Regions from separate parts of the Homo sapiens genome. Here regions 2 and 3 are each linked to region 1. A link is an interaction called in ENCODE POLR2A ChIA-PET data of the cell type or tissue named here. Cell type or tissue: GM12878. All regions are shown on one strand.

Region 1 (5,000 bases):
AAAGTGGTGGGATTACAGGTGTGAGCCACCGCGCCCGGCCTAATTTTTAAATTGTTTTGTAGAGACCAGGTTTCGCTATGTTGACCAGATGGGTCTTAAACACCTGGGTTCAAGTGATCTGTCTACCTTAGCCTCCCAAAATGTTGGGATCACAGGCATGAACCATATTGTCTGCCCCCTCCCCCAAGTTATTTCCATTTCATTAATATTTATGGATTTAGTAAAGTTTTTTGGTACCTCTTGGTGCAAGTTTTGCATTTTATATTTTTCCATAAAGGTATTCTTTTCATCTTCATCTTTTCTTTTAGTTTTGAGACGGAGTTTCGCTCATGTTGCCCAGACTGGAGTGCAATGGCGTGATCACAGCTTACTGCAACCTCCGCCTCCTGGGTTCCAGTGATTTTTCTGCCTCAGCCTCCCAAGTAGGTGGGACTACAGGCGGGCACCAGCAGGCCTGGCTAATTTTTTCAGATGGAGTCTCACTCTGTCGCTCAGGCTGGAGTGCAGTGGCACGATCTTGGCTCACTGCAAGCTCCACCTCCTGGGTTCACACCATTCTCCTGCCTCAGCGTCCTGAGTAGCTGGGACTACAGGTGCCCACCATCAGGCCTGGCTAATTTTTTGTATTTTTTAGTATACACGGGGTTTCACTGCATTAGCCAGGGTGGTCTCGATCTCTTGAGCTTGTGATCTGTCCTCCTCAACCTCCCAAAGTGCTGGAATTACAGGCATGAGCCACCCTGCCCCGCCAGTTTTTGTATTTTTAGCAGAGATGGGGTCTTGACATGTTGGCCAGGCTGGTCTTGAACTCCTGGGCTGAAGCGATCCACCTGCCTTAGCCTCCCAAAGTGCTGAGATTACTGGCGTGAGCCACTGTGCCTGGCATATACCCACTTTTAATCGCATGCAGATTAAGGGGCAGTTTATGTAGAAACTTTTAGGGAAGGGGGTACTAATCATTGGGGCATTGCCTGGAAAGGGGCAGTAATTCCTTGATGTTAGCATGGTAATGTGAAATTGACACGGCACACTGGCAGGCATGTCTCATCGAAAGCTGCTTCCCCCTCCCTTTTCCTTCACCTGTTTTAGCTAGTCCTCAATATGGTCTGGTGTCTGAGCCCCACCTCTGAAGTCAAATCTTATCTTCTACCTCACTAGGACTTGCCTAGGAGTTGCACTGATAGCCTAGACTGACTTTCAAATTTACTTAGAGACCCAGAGCACTTTAGCCCATGGTGGGTCGCAAAGTTTGCAGGAACTCAAATTCCACTGGGATCCATAATTTCCCTCTTGTTAGGGCTGGTTTAAATGCCCCCTCTATAGGGACCAGCCCTACAGGGCCTGTGGGTTTTTCTCCTCGTGTGTGGAGATGAGAGATCGTAGAAATAAAGACACAAGGCAAAGAGAAGGAAAGACAGCTGGGGCCTGGAGGACCACTACCACCAAGACGCAGAGACCGGTAGTGGCCCTGAATGCCTGGCTGCACTGTTATTTTTTGGATATAAGGCAAGGGGGCAGGGTAAGGAGTGTTGAGCCATCTCCAGTGATAGGTAAGGTCACGTGAGTCATGTGTCTACTGGACAGGGGGCCCTTCCCTGTTTGGTAGCCGAGGCAGAGAGAGGGGACAGCTTATGTCATTATTTCTTGGAGAGGTCAACGGCTTAATACTTTCACTTAATTCTGCTACTGTTTTCTAGAAGGCAGAGCCAGGTGTACAGGGTGGAACATGAAAGTGAAACAGGAGCGTGACCGCTGAAGCACAGCATGACAGAGGCTAGACTGTTAGGCCTCTGGATGGCTGTTGGCAGGTGGGGATGGTGGGGGCTTGACTGATGTCAGGCCTTCCACAAGAGGTGGTGGAGCAGAGTCTTCTCTAACTCCCCCAAGGAAAGGGAGACTCCCTTTCCCGGTCTGCTAAGTAACGGGTGCCTTCCCAGGCGCCGGCATTACCGCTAGACCATGGAGCCCTCTAGTGGCCCTGTCCGGGCATAACAGAGGGCTCGCACTCTTGTCTTCTGGTGTAACTATTTTTATTTTATATATATTTTTTATTTTACTGGAACAACTTGTGCCCTCAGTCTCTTGCCTCGGCACCTGGGTGGCTTGCCGCCCACACCCTCTATGGGTGGGCATCAGCTGAGTGTGGTCGGGTTTTTCTTTCTGCTCTAAAAGGACAGCGCTGGGTTCCATGCCTCACAATTGCTGCCCCCTCCCTCTCCCCAACACACAAAGGCACTCTCCACACCATGCTGCCAGGGGTGGCGGAGAGGTGGTGTCAGAGATTCAGGACTTTCAGTGTGTTTCTTCAGTGTGTCTTTCAGTGATATAAAGTTAAAACCGGGTACTGTGAGTGCTCACCTGATTTTTGGTTCTTCTTTTTTTTTTTTTTTTTTTTTTTTTTTTTTTTTTTTTTTTTTTTTTTTTTTTTCGGAGACAGAGTCTTGCTCTGTCGCCCAGGCTGGAGTGCAGTGGCGCGATCTCGGCTCACTGCAACCTCTGCCTCCCGGGTTCAAGTGATTCTCCTGCCTCAGCCTCCTGAGTAGCTGGAACTACAGGCATGAGCCACTGCTCCCGGCTGGGATTTTTGGTTCTTGGGAAAGTGCTTTTTTGTGTGTAGCTGTTAAATTGGTGTCCTTGTTGGAGGGATGGTTGGTGGAGCCTTCTATTCTGTTATCTTGTGCTGCCTTCTACATCCTGGGTTTTTGATATAGATATGTCATAGACTAATAATGGGCAGTTTTATTCTCTTTATTTCTCCTACTGATATCTTTTTTTGTTTTACGGTTTTTTTTTTTTTAATTGGCGGAATTTCACTCTTGTTGCCTGGGCTGGAATGCAATGGCGTGACCTCGCCTCACTGCAACCTCCGCCACCCAGGTTCAAGTGATTCTCCTGCCTCAGCCTCCCAAGTAGCTGGGATTACAGGCATGCGCCACCACACCCGGCTAATTTTTTTGTATTTTTAGTAGAGATGGGGTGTCTCCATGTTGGTCAGGCTGGTCTCGAACTCCCGACCTCAGGTGATCTGCCTGCCTCGGCCTCCCAAAGTGCTGGGATTAACAGGCGTGAGCCACCGCGCCCGGCCTTTTTTGATTTATTGTTAACTAGAACTCCCAGAATAATTTTGAATAAGGGTGGCGATAGCAGCTATTGTCTTATTTCTTACCTTAAGGGTTATGTACCCAACAATTAAATATGACATTAAATATAACATTTGACATGTATGATGCTTTATTTTTGTTTTTTAGTGTTGGGGCCTTCCACTATTCCTCAGGTTGGAGTGCAGTGGCAAGATCACGGCTCACTGCAGCCTTGAACTCCTGGTTCAAGTGGTCCTCCTGCCTTGAGCTCCTGAGTAGCTGGGACTACAGGCACATACCACCATGCCTGATTTTTAAATTTTGTGCAGAGATGGGGGTCTTGCCATGTTGCCAGGCTGATCTTGAACTCCTGGGCTCAAGTGATCCTCTCCCTTGGTCTCCAGAAGTGCTGGGATTACAGGTATGAGCCACCGCACCTGGCCTGTCTCTATATTTTTTTCTGTGACTTCTTTTATTTTTCTTTATTAATCTTGCCAGATGTTCGTCTGTTAGTCATTCAAATAACTAACTTTTAGGTTTGATGATCCTAATTTTAACACTTATCCTGTTTTTTCTTTTATTGAGCTTATTTTACTGTTCTTTAAAATCTTCTTAAATGCTTAGCTAATTATTTTTGAGCTTTTTCTTTTTTTTTTTTTTTTTTTTTTTTTTTTGAGTCTCACCCTGTTGCCCAGGCTGGAGTACAATGGCACAATCTTGGCTCATTGAAACTTCTGCCTCCTGGGTTCAAGCGATTCTCCTGCCTCAGCCTCCTGAGTAGCTGGGATTACAGGCACGTGCCACCACTGCTGGCTAATTTTTTTTTTTTTTTTTGTATCTTTAGTAGAGACGGGGTTTCACCATGTTGGTCAGACTGATCTCAAACTCCTGACCTCATGATCCACCCCCCTTGGCCTCCCAGAGTGCTGGGATTACAGGTGTGAGCCACCACGCCAGGCTGCTTTTTTTTTTTTTTCGTTTCTAATATAAGCCTGTTAGGCTGCAAACTTCCTCCAAAGGATTGCTTAAGCTACACTCCACAAACATTGACATGTAATATTTTTATATTTTTGCTATTCATCTTTTTTTTTTTTTTTTTTTTTTTGGAGACAAAATCTCACTCTGTTGCCAGGCTGGAGTGCTGGCATGTCTCAGCCTCCCGAGTAGCTGGGATTACAGGCATGTGCCACCACACCCAGCTAATTTTTGTATTTTTAGTAGAGACGGGGTTTCACCATGTTGGCCAGGATGGTCTCGATCTCCTGACCTCGTGATCCGCCCACCTTGACTTCCCAAAGTGCTGGGATTACAGGCGTGAGCCACTGTGCCCGGCCTTTGCTATTCATCTATAGGAGTGTATTTTCTAATCTTCATTATGGGCTCTCTTTCAACCCATGAGGTTCCTATTATTTGTTTTTTTGGAGGAAATGGGAATTATTGGATAGGGAAACACCAGGTAAATGGAATAATTATAATCTTTGCTTCATGAGACACTGTAGTTGATACATACAAATCCCTTTCTTCATGCATTTATTAAGATGAAATTTACATAACGAACCATCTTAAAGTGAACAGTTCAGTGGCATCGAGTGCATTTGCAATGTTGTAGAACCACGACTTTAGTTCCAAAACATTTCCACCGCTGCAAGATAAAACTCCGTACCCATTAAACAGTTTCTTCCTATGCCTTCACCCTGAAGCCCCCGGCAGCTATAAATATACATTTTATTTTTATAGGTTTACCTCTTCTGGATATTTCATATAGGTGGAATCATAAAATGTGTGACCTTTTATGTCTGGGTTCTTACACTGAGCATAATGCTTCCAGGGTTCATTCACATGCAGCATATGTGAGTGCTGTATTCCTTTTCATGGCTGAGTAGTAGTCCATTGTATGGATGGACTACAATTTGTTATTGG
Region 2 (5,000 bases), 75 kb after region 1:
TACAAAAACAAACAAACAAAACCAGACCTGGCGGCACGTGCTTTCGGCCCCAGCTACTTGGGAGGCTGAAGTGGGAGGATCGATTGAGCACAGTTCTAGGATGCAGTGGGCTATGATGGTACCACTGCATTCCAGCATGGGTGACCCTGTCTCAAAAAAACAACAAGGCCAGGTGCAGTGGCTCATGCCTGTAATCCCAACACTTTGGGAGGCCGAGGCAGGCAGATCACTTGAGGTCAGGAGTTCGAGACTAGCCTGGCCAACATGGTGAAACCTCCTCTCTACTAAAAATACAAAAATTAGCCAGGCATGGTGGAGGGTTCCTGTAATCCCAGCTACTCGGGAGGCTGAGGCAAGAGAATTGGTTGAACCTGGGAGGTGGAGACTGCAGTGAGCCGAGATCGCACCACTGCAGTCCAGCCTGGGCAACAAGAGCAAAACTCCATCTCAAAAAAATAAAAATAAAAATTAAGCCAGGCGTGGTGGCTCATGCCTATAATCCCAGCACTTTGGGAGGCTGAGGCGGGTGGATCACGAGGTCAGGAGATCGAGACCATCCTAGCTAACACGGTGACACCCCGTCTCTAGGAAAAATACAAAAAATTAGCCAGGCGTGGTGGTGGGCACCTGTAGTCCCAGCTACTCCGGAGGCTAAGGCAGGAGAATGGTGTGAACCCGGGAGGCGGAGCTTGCAGTGAGCCAAGATCGCGCCACTGCACTCCAGCCTGGGTGACAGAGCGAGAATCCGTCTCAAAAAAAAAAAAAATAGAGTGACCAGGGCTGCAGGGTGGGAGGTGAGTGGAGAGAACGGAGCAAAACAGAGTCCGGTTCCGAGATGAGGGTGTCTGGAGTCTGGGGGACCCAGGGAAGGGAGGAGGGGGAGGCAGAGGATGGGAAGGTCTACCCCCCAGGCCTGGACTATGCTGGGCAGGCGGGCCTGGCTCGGTGCCCATCTCTGGGCAGGGAGCACAGGGTGAAAGCAGATCTGGAGGGAAGATGTGGCATTGGATGTTAGAAGGTGCAGATCTCCAGGGGGCTGTGGGAGGTGCACATAGAGGAAGCTCAGAGTGTGTGTCTGGGCTGGAGACAGGATGTCCTTGGTGTCTGCTCAGAAGGGAGGTGCACGGTAGTTGAAGGCCCCTTGGGTAAAGACAGGAGGAAGTATGGGGAGAAGCTAGTCCCAGCTGCAAGGCAGACACCTGGTTGGGGTGTGTTTCATCTCTCATGCCACTGTACTCCAGCCTGGGCGATAGAGTGAGACTCTGTCACAAAAAAAAAAAAAAAAAAAAAAAAGACAGGGTCTCACTCTGTTGCCCAGGCTGGAGTACAGTGGCATAATCATAGCTCACTGCAACCTCCAGCTCTCAGGCTCAAGCCATCTTCAGCCTCCCAAGTAGCTGGGACTACAGGTTCATGCCACATTTTAAATTTTGTTAGAGATGGGGTCCCACTAAGTTGCTCAGGCTGCAGACACTATTTGAAATGAACTCATCTGATCCTGCAACAGCCTTGTGAGGTGGGTCCTCTTAATTCCTCTTTGACAGGTGAGGAAACCGAAGCCCAGAGAGGTTAGGACACTGGCCCAAAGTCACACAGCCTGTGAGCCGCTGGAACCAGAACCTAGGAGCTGTGTTTCTGCTTTCGTGCAGACAGATGCATTTTCCTTTAATACTTCACTTTTTAGATGCAGAAGGGCAGGATCAGGGAGGTGGAGCGACTTGCCCAAGGTCTGGCAGTGAGTTAGTGGCCTTCCAAGCCTGTGTGTCTGAGCAAGGCTATGGGCTCTAGTTGAGAACGGGCAAAAACAGCGGTCTTGAAGGAAGCCTGCCTGATATCCGTGTCAGTGAGGATGTGGGCTGCCGGGCTGGGCGGTGGAGGAGGGTGGCTGGAGATAGGCTGGGGCATGTCAAGTCTGAACATTTAGAGTATGAACTAGACATAAGACAGCCCTGACTGGGCACGGTGGCTCATGCCTGTAATCTTAGCACTTTGGGAGGCTGAGGTGGGCAGATTGCCTGAGTTCAGGAGTTCGATACCAGCCTGGGCAACACGGTGAAACCCTATCTCTACTAAAATACAAAAAATTAGCCGGGCGTGGCGGCGTGTGCCTGTAATCCCAGCTACTCGGGAGGTTAAGGCAGGATAATTGCTTGAACCCGGGAAGCAGAGGTTGCAGTGAGCCGAGATGGTGCCACTGCACTCCAGCCTGGGTGACAGAGCGAGACTCCATCTCAAAAAAAATAAAAAAATAAAAAAATAAAAAATAAAAGAAATAGCCCTAACCCCACCCCCTTGTGACATCCCCAACTAGGCTGGACTTCCCCCATGTCTGCAACAGGCTGGGGCATCCTCCGGAAATGAGTGCGGGAGGGAGGCCAGGGCTGGGCCAGCAGAGTTGGGGGAGGGGATGGGAGTGCAGGGCTGGGGACACAGGAAGAGGCTGCAGGAAAAGAGGGGCAGTGTCCAAGCTCAGGGTCTCGGGACCTTTGGGGTTTCTGCCTTGTCCCCCTGCAACTCTGGAGGAGCAAGAGGCCTGGGGTTTCTCAGTTCTTTCCAGCCCAGGAGTCCCCTGGGGTGGCTCAGGGAGTGGGGACTTCCCTGGAGGAAAGGACCATGGAGTGAGCATCTAAACTTTTGCATTTGACTCAGAGCTTTGTCTCTTATTTTGTAAAACCCCAGTGTATGTGTGATATGTGTGCACTGACTACAAAAAAAAAAAAAAGAAAAAAGAAAGAAAAGAAACCTAGGCCAGGCACGGAGGCTCGTGCCTGTAATCCCAGCACTTTGGGAGGCCAAGGTGGGCGGATCACCTGAGGTCAGGAGTTTGAGACTAGCCTGGCCAACATGAGAAAACCCCATCTCTACCAAAAATACAAAAATTAGCTGGGCTTGGTGGCGGGTGCCTGTAATCCCAGCTACTCAGGATGCTGAGGCAGGAGAATCGCTTGAACCTGGGAGGCAGAGACTGCAGTGAGCTGAGATCATGCCACTGCACTCCAGCCTGGGCAACAGAGCGAGACTCAGTCTTAAAAAAAAAAAAAAAAAAACGAAAAACCCAAAAAACCTACTATCCCCATATATAACCAATTTGTGCTGTGCACCAACAAGAACCTGCTTTAAATTTCCATTGCAATTTACAACCCCCATATTATACCAGGCAAGGTTAGTGGCTGTTGAAAATACCACCAGGACAGGGCTATCTAAAGACACATTCAGTAGTGCATTAACTGTACAAAAAAAAAAAAAGACACTGTGTAGTTTCAAAACAAATCTTACACAGCCTTACATTTCAATTTTTTCTTTTCTTTCTTTTTTTTTTTTTTGAGACTGGGTCTCACACTGTCGCCCAGGCTAGTGTACAGTGGCGTGATCTCAGCTTGCTGCAACCTCCGCCTCACAGGTTCAAGCGATTCTCCTGCCTCAGGCTCACGAGTAGCTGGGACTACAGGCACAAGCCACCACGCCCGGCTAATTTTTGTATTATTAGTAGAGATGGGGTTTCACTATGTTGGCCAGGCTGGTCTTGAACTCCTCACCTTGTGATTCACCCACCTCGGCCTCCCAAAGTGCTGGGAGTACAGGCATGAGCCACTGTGCCCGGCCTCAGTTTTTTTCTTTAAAAAGAGTGAATTGTGTACAAGGGGGTTAAATGCTTAATGGAAAAGAAAAATGAAAGAAAGAAAGAAGAAAAAGAAAGAAAGAAAGAACGAAGGAAAAAGGAAGGAAGGAAGGAACTGCTAGAACCAACTTATTCATCATCGTCTTCTTAATCTTCCCAGCCCAAAGCCTCCTGGGCCCCTAGATCCGGGTAGGGGTGGGAGGGAGGGTCTGAAGGAGAGGGATGCTTCCCAGAGCAGAGGCATTCAAGCTGAATCTCAAAGAACAAGAATGTGCCAGGGGCAGTCAGGCAATTATGCAAAGCTGACTGCAGGTGCAAAGGCCCAGAAGTTGGAAGCTGCACCTTCAGGGCCCAAGGTTAATGATGTGAGAAGCAGCAAGAGCAGGTAGAGATCAGGCTGCAAGACAACCAGAGCTGAAGTAGAGAAAGTCCTTGGGAGTCTCAATAAAGACTTTGATCTAATCTTGGGGGTAATAGGGAGCCATGGGAGAGTTTAGAGCAGGAAGGAACATAGTCTTAGTTGTGTGCCCCAGGAATTCCCCTGGTTGCTTTATTTTCTTTTCTCTTTTTTTGTTTTTTATTTGAGACTCAGTCTCGCTGTGTTGCCCAGGCTGGAGTGCTGTGGCACGATCGTGGCTCAGGGCAAACTCCACCTTCTGGGTTCGAGCAATTCTCCTGCCTCAGCCTCCCAAGTAGCTGGGACTGAAGGCATGCACAACCATGCCAGGCTAATTTTTGTATTGTTACTAGAGATGGGGTTTCACTATGTTGGCCAGGCTGGTCTCAAACTCCTGACCTCAGGTGGTCCTCCCACCTTGGCCTCCCAAAGTGCTGGGATTACAGGTGTGAGCCACTGTGTGGGTCCTTCCTTCCTCCCTCCCTCCCTTCCTTCCTTCCTTCCCTCCCTCCCCTCCTTCTCCTCCTCCTCCTTCTGCTTCCTCTTCCTCTTCTTCTTCCTCTTCCTCTTCTTCTTCTTCTTCCTCTTCCTCTTCTTCTTCTTCCTCTTCCTCTTCCTCTTCTTCTTTCTCTCTCTCTCTTCTTTCTTTTTCTTGAGACAGGGTGTATTTGTCTTTGTCCAGTCTGGAGTGCAGTGTTACCATTGTAGCTCACTGCAGCCTCCAGCTCCCAGGCTCAAGTGATCCTCCTGCCTCAGCCTCCTGAGTAGCTGTGATTACAGGGGCATGCCACCTCATCTAATTTTTAAGTGATCCTCCTACCTGGGCTTCCCAAAGTGCTGAGATTATAGGCAAGAGCCACCATGCCTGGCCATTCCTGGTTGTTTTCTATCGGAGGGGCTGTAGGAGAGGGGGCAGGTAGGAGAAGTGAAGTCACCCAGTGCAGCGTGGGTAAGGTCTAAACAGGACAGAGGGGTGGAAGGAAG
Region 3 (5,000 bases), 95 kb after region 1:
GTAGTCCCAGCTACCCAGGAGGCTGAGGCAGGAGAATCGCTTGAACCTGGGAGGTGGAGCTTGCAGTGAGCCGAGATCATGCTATTGCACTCCAGCCTGGATGGCAGAGCAAGATTCTGTCTCAAAAAAAAAAAAAAAAATTGTGTTGGCCAAAACTTTCACAACACCCATCCCAAAATACTTGTTCTGCGTGGTATGCAGATCAACTGTCTCTTCAGACAAGCACTTCTTTAACCTTTACTTCATCAAAATGGAATATTTCTTTGAAATTCCACACCTTTTAAAATTCCTAAATCCTCAGACAGCTTTCTTAGTTGGTTCATCTGAAGTCTCATCATCTTTGGTACAACAATCTCTAATGAGAACAGGTTTCAATAAAGGAGGTGACTCAATCACCATCTTGTTTTTGAGATAGAGTCTTGCTCTATCACCCAGGCTGGAGTGCAGTGGCACGATCTCAGCTCGCTGCAACCCCGCCTCCTGGGTTCAAGCAATTCTCATGCCTCAGCCTCCCAAGAAGCTGGGATTACAGGCACATGCCACCATGCCTGGTTAATGTTTTTTGTATTTTTAGTAGTAACATGGTTTCACCATGTCGGCCAGGCTGGTCTTGAACTCCTGGCTTCAGGTAACCCACCTGCCTCAGCCTCCGAAAGTGCTGGGATTACGGGCATGAGCCACCGCGCCTGGCCTCAATCATCTTGTTTAACTATTTCTCAAAAGCTCTGATCTGCAAAGGAAGATTAATTTCAGGTCTGAACTGGCCAACAGAAACCACCAAATGTCCTGGGGTCATCTTTTTCTGAAGTCAGGGAATGTTCAGAAATGCCCGCATACCACGTGGTGGATGAACAATACTAGCGTAATTCCCAGCTTTCCACAGTGAGAGGATATGGTTCAGTGTCCAAGAAGAATTCATCATGAGTACATACATCACTGCAAGAACCGAAGAGTCCACAAATAAACCGAAAACTAAATAGTAGTAGATGAGCTTTGCTTTACTGAGGATTCCTGGTAACGAAGGCTGTGTTATTTTATTCAACATTTTGTGCCCATGCCTGTAGTCTCAGCTACTTGGAAGGCTGAGGTGGGAAGATCACTTGGGCCCAGGAAGTCGAGGCTGGAGTGAGCTGCAATGGTGCCACTGCACTCTAGCCTGGGCGACAGAGTGAGACTCTGTCTCAGAAATAAACAAGCGAACAAACAAACAAACAACATAGGCTGTGTGCAGTGGCTCATACCTTTAATCTCACCACTTTGGGAGGCTGAGGTGGGTGGATCACTTGAGATCAGGAGTTCAAGACCAGCCTGGCCAACATGATGAAACCCTGTCTCTACCAAAAATACAAAAATTAGCCGGGCGTGGAGGCTTGGGCCTGTAATCCCAGCTACTTGGGAGCCTGAGACAGGAGAATTGCTTGAACCCAGGAGGCGGAGGTTGCAGTGACCTGAGATCGCACCACTGCACTCCAGCATGGGCAACACAGCGAGACTGTCTCCAGAAAATAATAATAATAATAATAATAATAATAATAATAATAATAATAACAACCTGCTTCAAGATACTTACTTTTTCTGCAGGGCTCTTGAAACCACACCATAAAACTCATTCTCCTTCTCCACTAGCATTGCAGTATGGATTAAAAAAATTCAAATAGGCCAGACGCGGTGGCTCATGCCTGTAATCCCAGCATTTTGGGAGGCTGAGGTGGGCAGATGGCTTGAGGTCAGGAGTTCAAGACCAGCCTGGTCAACATGGTGAATCCCCATCTCTACAAAAAAAAAAAAATACAAAAATTAGCCAGACATGGTGGCGCATGCCTGTACTCCCAGCTACTCAGGAGGCTGAGGCAGGAGAATCACTTGAACCCAGGATGTGGCAGTTGCAGTGAGCTGAGATCATGCCACTGCACTGCAGCCTGGGTGACAGAGTGAGACACTCTCAAAAAAAAAGGCCGGGCGTGGTGGCTCACGCCTGTAATCCCAGCACTTTGGGAGGCTGAGGCAGACGGATCACGAGGTCAGGAGATCGAGACCATCATCCTGACTAACACGGTGAAACCCCGTCTCTACTAAAAATACAAAAAATTAGCTGGGCATGGTGGCGGGTGCCTGTAGTCCCAGCTACTTGGGAGGCTGAGGCAGGAGAATGGCATGAACCCAGGAGGCAGAACTTGCAGTAAGCTGAGATAGTGCCACTGCACTCCAGCCTGGGCGAAAGAGCAAGACTCCGTCTCAAAAAAAAAAAAAAAACAGCAATCACTATTTGATTTTTTCCATTTTTTTGCTGGTTGACACTGACTTTTTCTTTCTTGATAGCAGCAGATTCCTCAAAGGATGATTACCAAAGATTTACATAAATTTCCACATACAATTAGCTCACGAAAGAACAATGAATTAAATTACCTCAACAACTCAAAGACCAGTCCCCTCCCATGGGGCCCCATCTTCCGAAGACCCCCCAAACTAGGAAGCCCTTCATTGTTTCTCTCCTCTATGAGCTCCTCCACACACTGTCATTTCTTTTTCTTTCTGTATTTTTATTATTAAGACAGGGTCTCACTCTGTTGCCCAGGCTGGAGTGCAGTGGCCCAGTCATAGCTCAATGCAGCTTTGAACTCCTGGGCTGAAGCGATCCTCCCACCTCAGCCTCCCAAGTAGCTGGGACTATAGGTGCATGCCACCATGGCTGGCTAATTTTTTTTTTTTTTTTTTGAGACAGAGTCTCTCTCTGTCGCCCAGGCTGGAGTGCAATGGTGGGATCATGGCTCACTGCAACCTCTGCCTCCCAGATTCAAGCTATTCTTCTGCCTCAGCCTCCCGAGTAGCTGGGATTACAGGCACTTGCCATCATGCCCGGCTAATTTTTTTTCTGTATTTTTGTAGAGACAGGGTTTCACCATGTTGGCCAGGCTGGTCTTGAACTCCTGACCTCAGGTGATCCACCTGCCTTGGCCTCCCAAAGTGCTGGGATTACAGACGTCAGCCACCGTGCCCGGCCATCTTGGCTAATTTTTAAAGATTATTTTTAGAGATGGGGTCTCACTATGTTGCCCGGGCTGGTCTCAAACTCCTGGCCTCAAGTGATCCTCCCGTCTCGGCCTCCCAAATTGCTTGGATTATAGGCATCAGCCATTGCGTCCAGCTTCTCTTCTAATTTTCTAGGCTATTTATAGGGTCCACAATGGATCATGCCAGCCCCTCTGCTAAGGGTTATCCACCAACATCTCATTTAACCTACACTATCCTCTCCAGAAGCAAATATTGCATTGGTGCAAAAGTTATTGCGGTTTTTGCAATTAAAAGTAAAGGCAAAGCTGGGCACAGTGGCTCACACCTGTAATCCCAGCATTTTGGGAGGCTGAGGCAGGTGGATCACAAGGTCAGGAGTTCAAGATCAGCCTGACCAACACGGTGAAACCCCATCTCTACTAAAAATACAAAATTAGCTGGGTGTGGTGGCGCGCACTTGTAATCCCAGCTACTCGGGAGGCTGAGGCAGGAGAATCGCTCGAACCCGGGAGGTGGAGGTTGCAGTGAGCCAAGATCATGCCACTGCACTCCAGCCTGGCAACAGAGCGAAACTCTGTCTTTAAAACAAAAAGGTAATGGCAAAAAACGCAATTATTTTTGCACCAACCTAGTATTATTTCTCTCATGTCACAGATGAGAAAACTGAGGCTTAGGGGGAATCTCTAAATTTGTCTAGTGTCATGTGGCCAGAGACATAATTCATACCTGGACACCTCACTCCGGACGCTGTTCACAGCCCTACTCCTCTTTGGTGGGTAAATACTCCGGGAAAGGCACGATTTTCTCCTAGTGTGAATTCAGGGTAGGCAAAATAGCCTCATCCAGTCACAAGAGGCCCCTGACCTGCCTGAGAAAGGTGCTGCAAACCCCGTGCTCTGTGGCTTCCCCCACCCTTGTGTTTTTGGTCTCCCAGGGGAAACTGAGGCAGCCTGGGCAGTGGCCAATGATCCCAGACATTAGCAGAAAGAAATCCCGAATTTTCCTTGGCAGAGGGAAGCCTCAGGACCCACAAAGCAGGAACCTGTGACTTGAGGGCAATTCCCGGAGCTCCCAACCCCGCTGACACCCCTGTGAAATATGGCATAGCCCACGCCCAGAATCCCACTCCCTATGACCTGTAACTACCGTCTTTTCTTTTCTTCTCTTTTCTTTTGAAACAGAGTCTCGCTCTGTTGTGCAGGCTGGAGTGCAATGGCACCATCTCGGCTCACTGCAACCTCCGCCTCCCTGCAACCTCCGCCTCCCAGGTTCAAGCAATTCTCGTGCCTCAGCCTCCTGAGTAGCTGGGACTACAGGCACCTGCAACCAAGCCCGGCAAATTTTTTGTATTTTTAGTAGAGACGGGGTTTCACCGTGCTAGCCAGGATGGTCTCCATCTCCTGACCTTATGATCCGCCCGCCTCGGCCTCACAAAGTGCTGGGATTACAGGTGTGAGCCACCGCGCCCAGCCTTGTCTTGTCTTTTCTTGTCTTTTGAAACAGAGTCTCTCTCTGTTGTGCAGGCTGGAGTGCAATGGCACGATCTCAGCTCACTGCAACCTCCGCCTCCCAGGTTCAAGCAATTCTCCTGCTTCAGCCTTCTGAGTAGCTGGGATTACAGGCGCCTGCCACCTCACCTGGCTAATTTTTGTATTTTTGTAGAGATGGGGTTTCACCATGTTGGTCAGGTTAGTTTTGAACTCCTGGCCTCAAGTGATCTGACTGCTTCAGCCTCACAAAGGGCTGGGATTACAGGCTTGAGCCACCGTGCCTGGCACTACTCCCACTTCTATAACCCCTTCATCTCTCTGATCCTTTTATCCTCATGACAGCTTTACCCAAGCCCCTGAACAGGAGCAGAAAATCCATTCATTTAGGCCGGGTGCAGTGGCTTATGCCTATAATCCCAGCACTTTGGGAGGCCGAGGCGGGTGGATTACTGGAGGTCAAGGAGTTCAAGACCAGCCTGGCCAACATGGTGAAACCCT

Evidence for each region. Peaks named below come from ENCODE experiments on the same cell type or tissue, not always from the same donor. Only the 100,000 strongest peaks of a DNase experiment are listed, where the experiment ranks them.
Region 2: POLR2A ChIA-PET joins it to region 1 with 5 read pairs; 9 of 35 experiments call an interaction of 5 or more read pairs at or near these places.
Region 3: POLR2A ChIA-PET joins it to region 1 with 7 read pairs; 7 of 35 experiments call an interaction of 5 or more read pairs at or near these places.

Annotation. Positions count from the first base shown.
Region 1 is chr19:8,266,049-8,271,048 of GRCh38, reverse strand. No RefSeq gene overlaps it. Among named protein-coding and RNA genes, the nearest start is that of CD320, 40 kb to the left of the region's middle. RefSeq lists an enhancer at 1,744-2,073. In GM12878, a CTCF peak has its summit at 1,971 (motif pointing left); DNase peaks (open chromatin) are centred at 1,738 and 2,248; H3K4me3 peaks cover 1,468 bases; H3K27ac peaks cover 2,577 bases.
Region 2 is chr19:8,191,515-8,196,514 of GRCh38, reverse strand. No RefSeq gene overlaps it. Among named protein-coding and RNA genes, the nearest start is that of CERS4, 15 kb to the left of the region's middle. RefSeq lists enhancers at 1-441, 960-1,059, 442-1,295, 1,670-1,719, 2,160-2,279 and 1 more. In GM12878, no CTCF peak of the experiment used is centred here; DNase peaks (open chromatin) are centred at 1,114, 1,822 and 2,534; H3K4me3 peaks cover 1,980 bases; H3K27ac peaks cover 4,153 bases.
Region 3 is chr19:8,170,717-8,175,716 of GRCh38, reverse strand. It overlaps the pseudogene LOC100422633. Among named protein-coding and RNA genes, the nearest start is that of FBN3, 24 kb to the right of the region's middle. In GM12878, no CTCF peak of the experiment used is centred here; no DNase peak of the experiment used is centred here.